Regions from separate parts of the Homo sapiens genome. Here all the other regions are linked to region 1. A link is an interaction called in ENCODE POLR2A ChIA-PET data of the cell type or tissue named here. Cell type or tissue: PC-9. All regions are shown on one strand. Each heading gives the region's core, and the rest is flanking DNA. Links, peaks and the distances in the headings are about the cores only.

Evidence for each region. Peaks named below come from ENCODE experiments on the same cell type or tissue, not always from the same donor. Only the 100,000 strongest peaks of a DNase experiment are listed, where the experiment ranks them.
Region 2: POLR2A ChIA-PET joins it to region 1 with 6 read pairs; 2 of 35 experiments call an interaction of 5 or more read pairs at or near these places.
Region 3: POLR2A ChIA-PET joins it to region 1 with 8 read pairs; 2 of 35 experiments call an interaction of 5 or more read pairs at or near these places.

Annotation. Positions count from the first base shown.
Region 1 is chr15:63,507,251-63,514,378 of GRCh38, reverse strand. All of the region lies in intron 1 of USP3 (ubiquitin specific peptidase 3), which reads right to left. Among named protein-coding and RNA genes, the nearest start is that of USP3, 6.2 kb to the right of the region's middle. In PC-9, for the core only: no CTCF peak of the experiment used is centred there; a DNase peak (open chromatin) is centred at 4,158; H3K4me3 peaks cover 1,176 bases; H3K27ac peaks cover 2,622 bases.
Region 2 is chr15:63,719,726-63,726,853 of GRCh38, reverse strand. HERC1 (HECT and RLD domain containing E3 ubiquitin protein ligase family member 1) reads left to right here. Exons shown (of 78, transcript NM_003922.4): 18 at 1,341-1,562; 19 at 3,499-3,672. Among named protein-coding and RNA genes, the nearest start is that of HERC1, 110 kb to the left of the region's middle. RefSeq lists a silencer at 4,704-4,880. In PC-9, for the core only: no CTCF peak of the experiment used is centred there; no DNase peak of the experiment used is centred there.
Region 3 is chr15:63,296,393-63,301,392 of GRCh38, reverse strand. All of the region lies in intron 4 of APH1B (aph-1B gamma-secretase subunit), which reads right to left. Among named protein-coding and RNA genes, the nearest start is that of APH1B, 21 kb to the right of the region's middle. In PC-9, for the core only: no CTCF peak of the experiment used is centred there; no DNase peak of the experiment used is centred there.

The DNA.
Region 1 (7,128 bases), core at 1,306-6,305:
TTCAGTTTTTCTAAATAGCTGTTCTAATTATTTAACCAAAACCAAGAGTCGGAATTTTTTTTTACAATCGATAGAATTTTCAAACATGACCCACATTTTCCCAAAAATCTGTATTATATATTCGAAGAAAAAAACTAGAAATACATATATTTTTTAAATGAGGCTCTAAAAAAAACTATATATAAACAAAACATTCAAAGCAAATAAAATGAAACTAACGCATTTAAGCTCTCAGAATTAAATTCTCATGGCACGAATGTTGAGGTCTGGCAGCTACTTCATACACTTAAGGTGAAGTCTGATCCTTCAGTTTTTATAAAGCAATTTCTCCAATGCTAAAGCATCTCACTATTAATATCCAAAATAATTCACATGGAAATAAGAGTTAATCTTAATGAAACCAAAGAACATTTTACTGTGTGCAACTAAAATTAAAATTTGCTCAACCAGCAATTTGTACCATTGTTGCTCCCACAGTCTCTATATTATACAGTTATTTTTTAAATGCCTAATATAGTAGAACATTTTTCTAACATGTCATCCATCGATTATCTCAGGGAAACATTCCAAGTCAGAAATTTGTTTTCTAGAAATTTCAACTTGATATTCAAAAACTTTAATCAAAATATTACTCCGGCATTGTGCAACAAATGTTCAAAACAAAGTAATGAACAATTTAAATCTATTATTTAAAAAAGAAAACCCACCCAGACTGGTGGCTCATATCTGTAATCCCAGCACTTTGGGAGGCTGAGGTGGAAAGATCACTCAGAGTCAGAAGTTCAAGACCTGGGTAACATCGAGACCCTATCTCTACAAAAAAATTTAAAAATTAGCTGAGCGTGGTGGCACATGCCTGGAGTCCCAGCTACTTGGGAGGCTGAAGTGGAAGGATCACTTAAGCCCGCGAGTTCCAGGCTGTAACGAGCTATGACTGCACCACTGCACTCCAGACTGGGTGACAGAGTGAGACTCCATTTCCAAAAAATAAATAAATAAGCAAAAATAAAAACCTGAGCTTGGTCATCAAGGACAAAGATTTAAAGAAGGTAGAACAATAACTGTACTTTCTTATAATCAGTTAAATTAAACCTGCGGGAATATGACAGTTAATTTCCAGCCTGCTTTTTCTGGTGATGAGGCAGTACAAGAACAGTCCATAAAATTAAGTGTCTTCAGGGTGGGTGAAGGATAAACAGGCCAACAATTTCTACAAAGAAGGCTGTCTTAAACCCAGCTAGAACAAAGAAAAAATAACAGGAGAAAACTTCTACTCAAGAATGGAAACAGCTCACACTGATAGAGCTACTGGATTCTAAAGCAGAGTACAAAGTCTCCAAATAAAATCTAGTTGGTTACAATATCTTTGATATAACCTGGCTTATCTTAAAAATAAACTCACAATTCCCTCTTCAAAGGGTCTTATAAAATTATATTAGCTAGTATTTATTAATTGTGAAGCATCTAACTAATGCAAACACTTAAGACAACTGCAAATTTGATTTTTCAATGTTCAAGTTTAATTTCAACAGTTTTCAAAATCTGAAATTGCCTTCCTAAATTCATCTGCATTGTATACATCCATAAAGAGCACACACTGAAAAGATACACTTCCTTGTATCTTAAGAAAGGGGGAGGCCTGGTGCAGTGGCTCACACCTGTAATCCCAGTATTTTGGGAGGCCGAGGCAGGTGGATCACAAGGTCAGGAGTTCAAGACCAGCCTGGCCAACACAGTGAAACCCCGTCTCTACTAAAAACACAAAAATTAGCCAGGCATGGTGGTGGCTGCCTGTAATTCCAACTACTTGGGAGGCTGAAGCAGGAGAATCACTTGAACCTGGGAGTGGAGGTTTCGGTGAGCTGAGATCGTGCCACTGCACTCCAGCCTGGCCAAAGAGTGAGATTCCGAAGAAGAAGAAAGAAGAAAGAAAAAGAAGGAAGAAAGAAGAAAGAAAAAGAAAGAAGAAAGAAGAAGAAGGAAGAAAGAAGAAAAAGAAAGAAGAAAGAAGAAAGAAGAAGAAGAGGAAGAGGAGGAAGAGGAGGAAGAGGAAGAAGAGGAAGAAGAAGAAGAGGAGGAAGAAGAAGAGGAAGAAGAGGAAGAAGAAGAAGAGGGGAAATCTGTTTTAAGATCTGCAGTTACTGGCTAGGCACGGAGGCTCACACATGTAATCCCAGCACTTTGGGAGGCCAAGGCAGGAGGATCACGAGGTCAGGAATTTGAGTGAAACCCTGACTCTACTAAAGATACAAAAAATTAGCCGGGTATGGTGGTGTGCGTCTGTAATCCCAGCCACTCAGGAGGCTGAGGCAAAGAATTACTTGAGCCCGAGAGGCGGAGGTTGCAGTGAGACAAGATCGTGCCATCACACTCCAGCCTGGGGAACAGGGTGAGACTCCATCTCAAAAAAAAAAAAAAAAAAAAAGATCTGCAGTTACTAGTTTTAGTTTTTATGGTCTAAAGACTATAACTTTTACAGGAAATACAATTGGAAAATCTTAGAATAACTAAATGGAATCAACAAAGTATACTGACTAAAAGCAAAGATTTCAAATAATCTCTGAGCTACCAGAAGCAAATGCAAAATTCTATACCTTAAGAATTCTCTCCTTCCTCCACCCTACAACAAACCACCTCCAAGAAGAATCTTCTCTAACAGAAACAAAATGAAAAAATAAGGGGGGTGGAGAGACTTCAATAACTGAAACCCATTTTAAAAATAACCAAAAGCTAATTGCATTTTATCCATAGCTATAGTGAGGAGGCTGGTTTATTATGTCTGAACTAATGCAATATGAATTTCGGCCTATAAAAATATTAGATCTGAGTATAACAAGGTTGACATTTAAAATAGTTGTTTCTTCCAAACTATATCACCAATTCCTTGTTCCAACTTGCCAGCACTTTCAATATTAAATTGGGTGAGGGGGGTAACAAAAGACCAAATTTTAAAATAAGTAATTTTTGAGATGTGGAACTTAAAATATATTTTCATATCAAAAATCTTCAAAGGAATTATTTAAAGTATGTGTTCCAAACATTTTGTATTTTTTAAATTGTCAAGCATTAAGTTACTGAATAACAAAATAAAGACTCTTTTTTTTTTTTTTTTAAGAAAAAGCAAGCTAAAAGTCTGAACAGTGTTAGAGTTTAAGCTTTGGGCTATCTTTAATACTCCCCAAGCATCTTGGGCAACTCGTAACCTTTGTCTCAGTTTCATAATCAATAAAATAGGAAAAACTACAAGGATGAATAATTAATTAAATTAGTCAGGATTAAATGCTAGCAAACTGCTTTGAAGTTACTTTATGTTGTTCTCAGTTATCTTCCTACTCAGTAAAACTAATAGATGAGAAAACATCTGGAATTACTATAGATAATCACATCTGCAGACTCACAGCAGTTAAAAAGACGATCTCTACAAATTTCTAAGCCAAAGTTCATTCAACGACCCCAAAGATTTTAAGATACAACCACAATGAACAATTTTAGGTGAATTTCTTTTCAGTCTCAAGGACACCTATTCTTACCTACATTCTCAAAAGAAACCACTACACAGAAATCTCAGAGCATCTTGAGGGGTCTTGGCACAAGACAATTCTAGGTAAGATGAACAAGCTGTTACTGTTGTTAATGCTATTCTCAGCATTCTAAACTGTCAATCAAGGTAAGCTTAATCACAAACACACCCTCCAAAAAGTACTAGCCCCTACTGAGAACCCATCAAAGTACTTCCTTCCAAGCCATCTGTCCAGGAAAGCTCTATTAACACACCTAGAATGCAATTGCTCTCCTGTCTAAAGAGGCAATGAATAAACATAAAATATCAAAATATGTTAAACAGCATACCTTTTCCACTTCAAACAATGATAATCTACCGACTAAATCTATTTATTTCAATGCCTTGGTTGAACACAAACCTGTATGTATGTAGGTCAGAGACTGCAGCTTAATCAAAGGAGACTAACATTTTGTTTTCAAAGAAGGAAAAATATTAAAAACAAACAAACAAGCTCAAGAAGGGGAGAAAAGCTCAAAAAGAAAAAAAACGAGCAGGTTAGGTTAGGGGAAATGTACATGTTAATCAGCTCCTGATGGAAGAGGGACTCAAATTTTAAAACAGGAATTTAAATGACTCACTGAGCTACACACTAAATTACTCACTGGTCTACTCACTGAGCTGCAAACACTATAAAAACATAAGTATTTCTAAATCTAGCTTGAAGGATCCAAAATCAATCTTTTATATTCCAGTGGAGAAGGAAATTACATACATTTCAATGAGGAAAAAGGAGGCTGTTACACGAGCCTAAGGCTAATGGTGTACAAGCAAAGAATGAGAATAAATTATTTTGAGGATAAATAACAGGAAACCACACCAAAGAGTTCGAATTCTTCCCCCAACTCCATCATTTCTTCTGCTTAGACCATGAAGGATGTTCTGTATACACTATTAAGCATATTATTAGGGAAAGAACTTCTCATCAATGTGTCAAAACTTCTTCACAACAAGTAAATGTTAGGCTCAATCTCTATACTGAAGCTTCTTTAAACAAAACACATACATGGAGCACATTCTAAATTTCACACATTTCACATCCATGAGCAATCATTTAGAGACTCTAGAAATAAGCTGAGATTGCTCTAAGATTCTGGGGGACGGGGTTGGGGAGGAATACTGCAGAAAGACTAGAAAGACATTTGACTTAAGCTTTATAAATATTACCAAAAAAGTTTAAATTCTTCAGAAGGATATATAAAACTCAAATACTACTTTTTAGAATTAATGTGAAAAAAGTATCACCTGTCCACTGATTTTTAACTACCCCATCCACATTTACAACTAAATTGTCCACCTGCCCATCTATAAATACAGACTGCCAAAAGAACACAAATTCATTGTGATAACAACACTGCAGATGGTCATTTGCTCACAATCCAGCCAACGTTTACTGACTAAAATACTGGGAGTGCGGGCTAGTGAAAGCATTCTGGGGAAAGTTCACTCTGCGTTTATTTTCAACATAAAGACCCTGCCAGACACATCTAAGTGATAGTTCCTTTATTTATCAGGCAAATATTTACTAATTGCTCTATTAAGTATTAGGCACTTAATAAAGACATCATAGAATGTTACTAAAAAGCAGTAAAAGCATTTGACCTAATGACAAGGAAATGACTGATTGTATTTAGAAAATTTAGTCCACTGGGCAAACGAGTGTTAAATGTAGGTTGTGGAGAAATACGATACAAAATAACCCATCACTCCATCAAGGTTGATTTCTTCTCTTTATCACAACCTGATCAGTCCATTACAAATTTATTACCACTGACAACCAATAATCAACACCTCATCCTACTGAATGGATCTCTTAAAAAAGGGTTTATCTCCAGTATTTTGGGTGGAATTATCTGCAGTTTTTGGTGCAAAATTGCAGAACATTTACTTGATCTACACTTACTTTTCTTGGGTAGAGTAATATGAAGGCAAGTGTGTACTGAAAACTTAAAGAGGCACTCTCAACTCATTGAAGAATTAATCAGGGAAAAATTAGCATGCCTATCCTACTAAATATCTCTAATTTAACTGGCTGTTTAACCCAAACCCTCAAGTTCAAATGCTTGGTCCTTGGCTTTCCTTAGTTATCAAAACACTTGCATTCAGGGCATCTTTTTAAACAATTTTTGTTTTTTCCCACTGGTTAAACTCTTTTACCCACAAAAATAAGGAATGCCCAAGCCTCCAACTTCTGAAAATAACATCTGGTATGTGCACATAACAAAAAGCTTGAGAGAATGCCCTTTTATTTAAAACTTTTTCATTTTAAACTAGAATCCCTTAAGCAACAATTAGACATAAATCAGCCTTTACGTTATTAGGAGATAGCTATTTTCAACATTTACCTTAAACCACATGGATGTATCTTCTAACTAGTTAGCTTCCTGTCTCTCCCCCAGCTAGATTAGACTGTTAACTTTTTTGGCAGCAAAGGACTACTAGAGCCCATGCTCTATTTCCCAGCTAATACATTTCAAAAACCTCAGGTCTCTACAGAAACATAAACGTTGGTAGCCTTAAGGATTTCTCTAATTTTTTAAAGTTATTTTGATATGAGCAGGTATCCTTAACTGTTAACTATAGCTTACACAAGTGGGTTCTCAAAGTGTGGTCCTGGACCCCTGAAAGTTTCCAGGACCCATTCAGGGGATCCAGAAGGTCAAAACAATTTTCATACATAATATTTAAGATGTTACTTTTGTTTACAGTCATTCTCTCACAAGCATGCAGTGGGGTGTTCCTGAGGCTGCATGATGTGACATCTCAAGAGACTGAATGCAGAAGCAATGTAAGAATCCAGCTGTCTTCTATAAAGCTGAACAAAGAGTTACAAAAAGGCAAAATAATGCCATTCTTCCCACTAAATTTTTGTTTTGAAAAACATTTTACATAAACTGTCAATTTATGTTATGGGTGTGGGTCTATTATTATTTGTAAGCATATTAATAAATACATATTTTAAGTTTTTCTCAGTTTTAATTTCTAATAAACATCATCAACAGATATAAGCTACACGAAGGCTCTTCAGGTGCTCAACAATTTTTAAGAGTGTAAAGGGGTCCTAAGATCAAAAAGTGTAAGAACCACTGTCATACACAATTATATAACCCAACACACAGTGCCTTCCATGGATAAGAAGCTCATGCTAATTCTGAAGTATAATTACTTCTTACTTCTTGTAATCTTGTTGAGTTCTGTATCTCCCTGTAAAGCATCATTCAGCATAAAGCCAGTCTGTTCTAGTCCCCATTTAATGGGCTTTGGATATTTAATTATTCAGAGTCCTCTTTACAAAGATGTTCTGACCTCTAATACCACCTATTACTAGAACAGTGTATACAAGTTTCTCAAAGTTTTCACAAAAAATTACCTTGTTCATCCTAACAGCAACCTGTGAAGTAAATGCAAAGTATTACCCTTTTCTTTGCAGATTATATAAGGAAACTGATACTCAAAGAAAATAGAACTATTTGTCCAATTAGGTACTGCTAACTGGTAGAACCTAGAATGTTGTGGCATTTTGCAATTTGCTTGGCTGTCTTACCGTGGTATAATTGCAAACTCGCAAA
Region 2 (7,128 bases), core at 1,239-6,238, 210 kb before region 1:
TTACTACCAAAATTATACTAATCTCATAACATGAACGCGGAACTTTCTTTTATTCCTGTTCACTGAAATAATTTGTGTAAGATACGAGTTATCTCTTCCTGAGGTTTTAGAAGAATTTATCTGTGAAACTATCTGGCCCTGGTGTTTTGTTTGTAGACAGACTCTGGCAATTCTCATTCTTTAGTGATTAGTATTCCCTTCCATCTTATGTTTCTTCTTAAGTCCATTTTGGAAATATATATATTTCCAGGAATGTTATTTTGTTGGTTTTCAAATTTATTGGCATAAAGTTATTTGTAATATTCATGGTTTTAAAAAATCTCTAGTATATCTATGGTTATATCCTGTTTATTCCTATTTTTTGAATTTGTGCCATCTTTTTTTCTTGAGTAATTTTATTAATCATTTATCCATTTTCCTTTTAGATAACTTATCCATTATCATTTCAAATAACTGCTTTTTGGATTTTTCAGTCTCTATTTTTATTTCATTGGTATGTGTTCCTTATAGCTGTCATTTCGTGAAGTCAAGAACTTTTAAAAACAAATGTACAATAAAAAAGCATGGATCTGGGCCCGGCATGATGGCTCATGCCTATAATCCCAGCACTTTGGGAGGCTGAGGCCGCCGGATCACCTGAGGTCAGGAGTTCAAGACCAGCCTGGCCAACATGGTGAAACCCCATCTCTACTAAAAATACAAAAATTAGCCAGGCACCGTGGTGCACACCTATACTCCCAGCTACTTGGGAGGCTGAGACAGGAGAATTGTTTGAACCTGGGAGGCAGAGGTTTCAGTGACCCAAGATCATGCCACTGCACTCCAGCCTGAGTGACAGAACGAGACTCTGTCTGCTCCCCTCCACCCCCGCCCCCCAGAAAAAAAGAAAGCATGGGTCTGGATCTTAGTATTAAGACAATTCTGAATTCAGGCCTTAAAAAGCATTAAACAATCTTGAATGTCATTTTAATGGATAAATTTGTGTGTTGATTTTGGAGGAATAAACTCAGAATACTCCCTAAAGATAGTGAATTTTGGTCTGGGTAATGAAAAGTAGGAATATAATTGATTGGAATAATGTTGTCATATGTTGTTTTAATGTTTATCTTAAAATTAGTAACTTTTCCAAGGAAAATTTTATTTGATAGCATAACTTCTCTGGATATTATTTTAAATCAGTCTGGTAAAGAGAAAAAATACAGAAAGTATTATAATTTGTGTTTTCATCATAAAATATTTTGCATCAGTATCTTATTGCAGTACGGTAGGAGACTATGAGAAATATTTTGAATCTTAAAAGTACCAGATAAAGACACAATAACTAATGATTTTGTCTTTAGGAGGGCCAGAACTAATTGATCCTGCTGGTCTGCCATTACCTCAGCCAGCTCAGTCCTGGGTATGGCTTGTGGATCTAGAAAGAACAATTGCTCTCCTTATTGGGCGGTGTCTTGGTGGCATGCTTCAGGGCTCCCCTGTGTCTCCAGAGGAACAGGACACTGCATATTGGATGAAAACGCCACTGTTCAGTGACGGTGTAGAAATGGACACTCCTCAATTGGGTAATGTGCTTCTCTGCAGCATTTAAAATACATGCCTGTTTGTACCTCAGTTGGAGATTTCTCTATTCTGATTTGCTAAATAGAGAACTGACAGGCACCAATTGCAACATTAGCAGTGTAGGGAATCTGGGGCTATGACTTGGAGCCCTAAGAAAAATGGTTAAATCGTGCAGCACAATATGGTGAAAAGAGCCCCCAGAGGAAATAGAAATTGTAGGTCTGGTCCTACTCTGTCATATTTATCACTCATTTTGAGCAAGTCATCTAACTCAATGCTTCATCACTTATTTTCCGAGGCTTGGAGGTTATGAAACTGCTTCCCAGAATGTAAAGCACTGTAAGAGTACTTAACCATGACTTATCAGTGCAGCACCCCTGAGATGTGAGTGGCAGCCTCTTTTCCTCCCAGCCTGTCTTGCTTTCATGCTGACATTATATTATGTCCTAATTTTTTCTTCGCCACTTAAAGTGCCTTTAGAATTTCCCTTCTGCAGCATCTCCCATTTGTATATATTGCTGGCAGGCTAGTTCCTAGACTGAACATGAAGACTTATCTGGTACCCCAGATAATCCAGTTGTTTTATCTAGAATTGGTCCTTTAATCTCTCTAGGCTTCTAATTTTGATTCTATAAAATAATGATTTGGATTAGACAGGCTACATGATATTATTAGATCTAAAATTTATTATTTCTCTGATAAGACAAAGAGACTCAACATGTCCCTGAAGGAAAGTCTAAGAGAGACTGAGAGGAAAGAAGGAGAGCGGAAAAGAAAAGAAAAAACAAAACAAAATGAGAAAGATTATACTTTGGGATTTGGAGGGTTGGAGAGTGGGAGTGAGGGAAGCAGTTGAGGATTTTCCTCCATTTCCAAATATGAGTGTACATTCATCATTTCATTTATGAACCAGAAAGTGATTTTGGCCATGGCTGGTGAATGTTGGACTGGTGTTTATGAAACATTTTGTTAAAGAAAGTAAAATCATGGTTTTTCAAGGGGTCTTTAACATGATAAAGATAATTCCACTGCTGTCAGTGTTTAACCTTGTGACAGTCCTAAAGGACCTCCTGAGAACAAAAGTATCTCTATCTCTACCCTCTTCATATTTCTGTTATATTTATTCAATTAAACTGGCCTTTAATATGAAGAAAATCAATTTCTGTTTAATGTTATTTTTCACTTTTTAAGTTATAAAATCATGAAACTATTAAAATTTTATTTTGTTTACTTGTATGTATTAGAAAAAGGTATTAGCCTTTGTAAAATTATAAAAATACAATAATTCAGTTATACTATGGGTTGAATTGATTTTTGATACTAGCCCAAGAACCTCATCATCACTTAGAACATGGTTTTGTTTGATTTTTAAATGTGAAATGAATTCTGAATGTCAAATGTCACACTGAAAAGTTAGGAACCACCTGTACAAATATAAATATCAATTGAGAAATTGTTCATGGTATCTTTTACATGGATCATTTTTAACTGATTATTTTTACTTAAGTCTATTAAAAAAAGGTCTAGTCGCATTTTCAATGGTTCCTTGTTTCTCAAAGAGGATATCATTCCATTTTGAACGCGTTGGTTTTTTGTTATACAAGACCATTGCACGTGTAGGACATTTAGTTTCTCTGGCCTCTGCCTGCCAAAACGCCAGAGTTGTAGGGTATAGCTCAGAGGTAAAGCATTTGACTGCAAAATACCAGAGGTTTTTTTGGAGTGTCACAATTGGTAGAGTGTCACATCCTTTTGGAGAATGTAAAAGGGTTGATACTACCTCCAACTGAAAAACATTAAAGGACTTTACCTTGGTAGCATCTACTTAAAATGGTTTGAAGTTTATCATTTCATAATCATTAAATAAATGTGGTAAGATTTTATCTGTAGCACCAAAATTTATGATGTTAAAATTGGTAACGTGAGTATTTTTTTTAGATAAATGTATGAGTTGCCTGTTAGAAGTAGCACTTTCTGGAAATGAAGAACAGAAGCCTTTTGATTATAAATTGCGGCCTGAAATTGCTGTCTATGTAGACTTGGCATTGGGTTGTTCTAAAGAGCCTGCCCGAAGCCTTTGGATCAGCATGCAGGACTATGCTGTTAGTAAAGGTAAGATAAAGAAGATAAAGGGAGTAAATTTGTAGTTAGCTCATAATGCTCGCAAATATATATGCAATATATGTAAGTGAAAATTATAGGGATCACCCTTTTTTTTAATAGAAAAAGATATTTTATTAACATTTTTAAACAATTTGTTTTTCCCTTTGTGGAAAATAGTGTAACTATTTTTTATATACATGTATTCCACTTAAACCTACTGTGTGAAAATTGAGATTTATATAATACATTTATAGGTAATCATTTTACTGAAGTATAGTAGTCTCCCCATATCCGCGGGTGATGTGTTCCAAGACTCCCAGTAGATTGCTTGAAACCACAGGTAGTACCGTACCTTATATACATTACGTTTTTTCCTGTGTGTACATACTTGCCCATGGTAAAGTTTAATTTATAAATTAGGCATAGTAAGACATTAACAACAACAGTAATAAAATAGAACAATTACAATAATATGCTAACTGAATCACTACTCTTGCATTTTGGGGCCAGTATTAAGTAAAATAAGGGTTACTTGAACACAATCACTGTGATACCGCAGCAGTAGATCATAAAACCAAGAGGGTTACTAAGTGACTTCGTGAGATTTCATCATACTACTCAGAAGGGCATGCAATTTAAAAGTTATGAATTGTTTATTTCTGGAATTTTCCATTTAATATTTTTGGACCACAGTTGATCGCAAGTAACTGAAACCATGAAAAGCAAGATCATGGATAAGGGAGACTGTTATATTCCGTGCTATGTAAATGGATCTATTTTAAGAGTCTGTTTAACGATTATCTTCCCTTTGCAAGCCATGGTTTAATGACTGAAAGGATGTGTACTTAGAAGTCTAAGCTATAGGTGTGGTCAGTATTCATCTATAAAACATTTTGCCTACTCTAGAGTGCTGGTGAAGATTCCAGTTTGAGATAAGATATACTATTAAGTACCATGGTAAAGTACTATGCAAGTTTGTGGTGGTATTTCAGTTTCTAATATTATTTGAGAAAATTAATTTTATAGGCTGGGCACAGTGGCTCACGCCTGTAATCTCAGCACTTTGGGAGGCTGAGGTGGGAGGTATCACTTGAGGTCAGGAGTTTGAGACCAGCCTGGCCAACATGGCAAAACCCTGTCTCTACTAAAAATACAAAAAAATATTAGCTGGTCATGGAGGCGTGTGCCTGTAATCCCAGCTACTCGGGAGGCTAAAGGACAACAATCACTTGAACCCAGGAGGTGGAGGTTGCAGTGAGTCAAGATTGCACCACTGCATTCCAGCCTGAGTGACAGAGTGAGACTCTGCCTCAAAAAACAAGCAACAACAACAAAGAAAATTAATTTTATGTACATATTTTCAAAGGCTGTACCTGATTTCTTTTTAGCTCCTTTGTTTTTTTAACGATGATCGGGATTGTTCAGAATCACCTATCTCTAGTTTTCTTTCTCTGTGTCATTCTCTTATCCTGTCATTAGTTTTGTCCATTTTTTTTGGATTTTCTTTCTTGTGTGATCAAAATGGCAAAAATAAATACATTTTTACTTTTTATTGGCCTTTATTTTTTATAAAGAAAATGAAATGAGATACATATTATTCAGATCTGCCAATAAGATGACACCTTTGAATGTTTAATCTCATCTTTTTTTTGTTTTTTGTTTTTTGAGACAGAGTCTCCTCTTATCGTCCAGGCTGGAGTGCAGTGGCGTGATCCCAGCTCACTGCAACCTCCGCCTTCCGAGTTCAAACGATTCTCCTGCCTCAGCCTCCTGAGTAGCTGGGATTACAGGCCTGCACCACCACACCCAGCTAATTTTTGTATTTTTAGTAGAGATGGGGTTTATGCCATGTTGGCCATGGCTGGTCTCGAACTCGTGACCTCAGGTGATCCATCCGCCTCGGCTTCCCAAAGTGCTGGGATTACAGGTGTGAGCCACGGCGCCTGGCCCCATTTTGTTTGTTAATCATTTATTCATTCATTCTGTTGTGGTGACTCCTACCAGAGGTGAAATAGTAATGAGGAGGAAAAAAGTTTACTTTCTAAGATGTATTTTCTGATATTTCATATTTGTAACATTTGCTTGGGATGTGCAGTTAGGTTTTCTATACCACATTATCACTTATTACCTTGCAGTGAGAACTAAAAAAAAAACTAGATATAAGGTGAATAAAAACTTGTTGTATGGGTCTGTTTGTTGTATTGCTTATACACTGTAAGCATAGACTTTATTCCTGAATAGTGGAAACATTCTTTGTTGTTTGGTATGAAATGAACATAATTTTAATGAAGGTGTTTTAAAGGAACCCATTATTTTAAAAATGGCATAGGAGAGTAATACCTGCTAAATTTAAAACACAACAAAGAGTGTTACTTTAGTTTGCTTTTAAAATTGAATATTAGGTTCCTTGAAATGGAGTCTTGTTGGATTTTTTAGTCATAGCAGTTCTCAGAATAGCAAGCAATTCCATGGAATGGATGATTTCCTAAGAGCCTGATGAGGATTGTCATTCTAAGATTCTCTGTGGGCTTTAAGAATTTCTTAAAATCTGGCATATTTGTCCTTGTCAATTTTTTTTACTGATAAAGCAGGATAAGTCTGAACTTAAATTTCTGACTTAGGCATACTGAAATGAAAACCAGCATATAACATTTTTATCTCTGGAGATGAGAGTTTTAAGAAGGAATTAAGAACCAAAATTAATTTGAGGCTAAAAATTTTTCAAGCGTGTTTTTTGTTGGTTTTGTTTTGTTTATAAGTAGCCCAGATATTTAGCAAATCTGTCAAATGAACGGAGACTAGCAGTCCCTCTGGGAGCAGGGTGGACAATAACTCTCCCACCCCCATTTGAAATCTACTGAATATACTACATTGTTAAAGTACAATACTGGTGTGCCAACATAGAATTAAAGAATGGGAAGAGGCCGAGTGTGGTAGCTCATGCCTGTAACTCTAGCTACTTAGGAGGCTGAGGCAGGAGGATCGCTTGAGCCCAGGGGTTTGAGACTGCAGTGAGCTATGTAGCCACCACTGCACTCCAGCCTGGACAGCAGGAGTGAGACCCTGTCTCTTAAAAAAAAAAAAAAAGGGAAGAAAAAGCACCTGACTAGTCCTCATCATCTAATGTTGTGATTTCGGTTTTCAACTACATGTCTTCATTTCTGTTTTAAGAAATGTTGTTTCATTTCTTACCCACTTAAATGTACTTGTATTCACAGTATATACTTTTATGGCATCAAATACCAGATACATGTATATTTGACTAGTTTACTCACTATCTCCTCTAGAATGTCTAATGGAGAGTATTCAAAACTAGACTCCTGATTCCAGCTCCCTACCCTCGAAACTGTTCATGTGGTCTTCCTTTCTCAGTAAATGCCAACTACATTTTAAATACATTTAGAATCACCTTTGACTTCTCTCATATTCTCACATCACAGATCTGATCTATCAACAAATTCTGTC
Region 3 (5,000 bases), core at 1-5,000, 210 kb after region 1:
GGAAAATAAAAAGGCATCTAGATTTCCTCTTTCAGCCACATAATAAGAAATCATTAACACCCACCAGACTGGCAAAAATTCAAGTCTGACAACTCTCTTTCATACTGCTGATAGGAAAACAGTCTAGCATTACAAATTAAAGAGGAATTTGCATTCTCTATTTCACTCCAGCAATTCTGCAGCTAGAGCTAGACTCTGAAGCAATTAGTTCTGAAATTAATAGATCACTGCACCTGGGAACTTGTTAGAACTCCAAATTATGGGGACCCACCCCGCACTTCCTGAATCAGAAACAATGGGGTGGGAGCCCAGCAATCCGTGTTTAAACAGCCCTCCAGGTGATTCTGAGGCACGGTCAAGTTTCAGAGCCATTGCTCTAGAGAAACGTACACATCTGCACAAGGAGCATATATAAGTTTAAGTCAGCACTGTCTGTAATAATGAAATATGTCCATCATTACCAGAATGGATAAATAAATCCTGCTCTATTCACACAATGGAATACTATATGGTCTACGATATAAATTATCTCAAGAATCTAATGTTATGTAGAAAAGAAAACCGTATCGTGAAAAAATGCGTATTATTTCATTGATATGAATTCTAAAACATGCAAAACTAAAAGACGTAACTGTTGTGATGAAAGAAAGCTGTTATATCTGGTGTAAACGTGTAATTATTTCAGTAAACGGTGGTAGATATTTTAACTAAATTAGAAGAGAAACAGTTTCCAAAGTTTTGACGCTATGGCAGATGAAGCTAAAGTGATGTATTTTAACCCCGGTGATGACCCCGGAAAAGGAGGCCTCCCTGGAGAGAGATGCTTGGTGACGGCGGGGAGCTGAGACCGCTGAAGATGCCCAGGAGTGCAGTTTAAGTTTTAAAGTTTTTGTGTCAGAAAAGATCAAGACAGAAACTGACACAAATGGAAACACTGATTTTTTAAAGAAATCATAAGGTGTTCATTTTCTAAGGGTTTTTCAGAATCTAGATGACAATCAAATGTCAAGAGAAAGCAATGACACCATTAAGGTGTCATCTGTTTGGCAGCTTATGTTTGCCATTCTTTCTGAATATTGATGTTACCAGGGCAGCCCTGATGAAATAACCGGGAAAGGTCCTTAGTTCTTGTTTTTGTTTTTTTTTAACTGTTTTTCTTTAGTTCCTTTATCAATAGGCACAGCTGCTTAAAGAAACCAGATGGCTCGAGATGGCACCAGAGCTTCTTGACCCCTGACCAGATACCAGAGGAAGACCTCGCAAAACCAGCACAAACTGGAATAGGTGACTCCTATTTGCATTTAGATCATCAGCATATCTTTACAATGCTAAAACTCCCTCCCCTGAAAGAAAATCCCTGCCATTTCATGCACATATAATATATGAAGGCATATGTTCATGGATAGCACCTTCACGTCTGGAGTCCCATCCCATACATGCTCACATTCCTTTCCCGCCCCACACCTAGTCCCCCTATGCCTTCTACTGCTTGGGGAGAAAGTACATTTAGCACAAGAGCTCACCTTCTCCGTTTTCTGGCCAGGGAATAAAACCCGATTGCCTTTTCCAATTGGATGTTCTTTCTTTGCGACCAATACTGAGTGGGGAAAGAAGTGTTTACCAGGGACACTGAGACACAATTATGCTCCTATAGTCAAGGCCTACAGTTCATTTAAAAATGCTCTCAGGGGCTGGGCGCGATGGCTCACACCTGTAATCCCAGCACTTTGGGAGGCCGAGGCAGGAGTATCACGAGGTCAGGAGATCGAGACCATCCTGGCTAACACGGTAAAACCCCGTCTGTACTAAAAATACAAAAAATTAGCCGGGCGTGGTGGAGGGCACCTGTAGTCCCAGCTGCTCGGGAGGCTGAGGCAGGAGAATGGCGTGAACCTGGGAGGCGGAGCTTGCAGTGAGCCGAGATAGTGCCACTGCACTCCAGCCTGGGTGACAGAGCAAGACTCCATCTCAAAAACAAAACAAAACAAAAACAAAACAACAAAAATTCTCTCATTTACAGGAGTTTCAGTCTCCTCTTGTCCAAAAGAGCATTACTGTGAGTTTTAGGCAAGCATCCTCAAGACATCATTAGCCCTGACTTTCTTCCAAATTCTAGGTCCATATTTCTTGGTCCTTCTTACTAAGAAGTCTGATGGATTGACTTTGCCTCCAAAGTCAAGTCCATACACCTCAGACTAGCATTCAAGGACCTCTACAATCTACACCCCAATTACCTTGACACCATGTTCTCTACTATCTTCAACTGCATCCTATGGAAGAAAACCAGAACTCTTCTTCACTCTGTCTATACCTCTGGTTTTCTTTTTTCTTTTTAAATAGATTATCCCTTTTGTCTGAAGACTCTGCCCCTCAGCACCACCCCTCTCCATTTCACCACATCCGAATCTTACTTTTATTTACAATCCAGTTCAAATGCCACCTCTCCTCCGTAAATTATTTCCTAACACCTACCCTCCTCCTTTTTTTTTTTTTTTACATTCAACACAATCTACTGAGCACCTAGACAGCCTGGCCTGAAGATTATATATATTATCTTTAGAGTCAGATGGTTCTGAGTTAGAATCCCAGCTCCACTGCGTGGCTTTGGACAAGCTATTTAAACTCTCTGAGCTTCCATTTCCTTTATTTTTAAAATGGGGATAATACCACATAGGGCTGTTACAAGGAAAAACAGTGCTTGGCAATCCATATCTTTTTAATATGTGGTAGCTACCGTGTGCTATGGTCTACAGATTCAAAGACAAATAAGCCAGAGTTCTCAGTGAGTTGTACTATCAGGTGAGAAAGTGAGACAGCAGCCAGCAATGACCATTTATATCCAAGTCTCCTGGGTACTTGACTATGTCTTAAAAATGCATTCCTGGCCAGGCACAGTGGCTTACTCCTATAATCCCAGCACCTGGGAGGCTGAGGTGGGTGGACCACTTGAGCCCAGGAGTTCGAAACCAGCTTAGGCAACATAAGAAAACCCTGTCTCTACAACAAATACAAAAATTAGCCAGGCGTGGCAGTGTGCAGCTGTAGTTTCAGCTACTCAGGAGGCTGACGTGGGAGGATTACCTGAGGCCAGGGAGGTTGAGGCTACACGAGCCATCATCACACCACTGCACTCCAGCCTGGGTGACAGAGCTAGACCCTGTCTCAAAAAAATAAATAAAAAATAAAAACAAAAATGCATTTCTCTTCATTCTTGTAGATTATTTCTTCCTCTGACTTTGTATTACTCTTACATTTATTTTCTTCCTCCCCTCTTTCATCAACCCACATAACAAGTATGTCTGCAGTGGCCAGCATGGGCCAGGCACTTTCTAGCCACTGGGACTATTACAACACATGAAACACAGTCTCATAGAACCTTTCCCCATCCTTTCAGTTTACCATTTTATTAACACAATATCTAGAAGAGATCCCTTGGACATGTATTAAAATACCGTGCTATGTTCATACTCGGCTCATTTATGCAGTCAGCTCTCGTTTCCGGGTGGCTTTGATGGTCATCACAGCCTTCACTATCACGACGTGCTATGTTAGAATGCCGGGATTTACTCTTTCCTCCCTCTGCAGTTGGTTAAGAGGTCCAACAGAAACAGACCCGGATATCTGCATCATTCTGCCACACACACGTGGCTACAGCTACATACATCCTATTTAAACCCTTCTCATTAGTAAAAGGAACAAATTCCAGCTAGTAATGAAAATTTGCTAATAGTATCTCTAGAGTACAACCTTTTAATTACTAAACCTTTCTCAGTTAATGTTCCTAAATATAAAATTCTAAAAGTCCTTCAGTAAATCTAACCCCCAAATTTGCTTTGTTCTAATATTCTTTTTTTTCTTTTCTGAGACAGGTTCTCAACTCTGTCACCCAGACTGGAGTGCAATGGTGCGATCATGGCTCACTATAGCCTCCACCTCCTGGGGCTCAGGTAATTCTCCCACCTCAGCCTCCTGAGTAGCTGGGACTACAGGTGTGCACCACCAGGCCCGACTAATTTTTTTCTGTTTTAAGTGGAGACAGGGTTTTGTCATGTTGCCCAGGCTGGTCTCAAACTCCTGGGAGTTCAGGCAATCTGCCCACCTCAGCTTCCCAAAGTGCTGGAATCACAGGCTTGAGCCATAATGCCCAGCCTGTTCTAATATTCTTAAGCCAAAAAAACTTCCCTAAGTTAACCATAAGAATATCAACGTTAGTTTATAACCCAGATTAATAAAAGGAGCTTCCATAATTTTTATATGTTGTAATACATTAATCAGAAAGCGGAATAATTCTAACAAGTACTGTATATCAGTTTGTGACGACTGTAACTGTCTAGTCGATAATGGACTTCCTCTTCTAATAAACTTCTAAGTCAAAGTATCTTGGTAGTGAATATTTCTAACCTATTTCTAAGCAAAACGTTTCAGTGTTATCTTCAAGAAACAACATTTACAGCCGGGCGGGGTGGCTCACGCCTGGGAGGCCAAGGCAGGAAGATCACCAGGTCAGGAGATCAAGACCATCCTGGCCTACATGGTGAAACCCCATCTCTCCTAAAAAATACAAAAAATTAGCCAGGCATGGTGGCACACACCTGTAGTCCCAGCTACTCGGGAGGCTGAGGCAGGAGAATCGCTCGAACCCAGGAGGCAGAGGTTGCAGTGAGCCAAGATGGCACCACTGCATTCCAGCCTGGGCGACAGAGCAAGACTCCGTCTCAAAAAAAAAAAAAAAAAGAAACAACATTTACTATTTGGCTCCTTCACCCTTCCTGAATATACCCCAAATGCTCTAACACACAGATTCATAAGCACCTTCATTTTCACACGTGTTCCTTTCCCTCATTCCCGATGCCTATTTTTCTGTCCTTGCAAAGCTAATGGCCTAAGACAGCAATTGCGTCTAATACTGGCTTCCTGCCAGCACAGAAACTGCCATCACCTAGCTTCCCCTAACACGGGCAGGGTATCTCTAACTAAGTCAGAGCAAGCCAAAGGCTGCT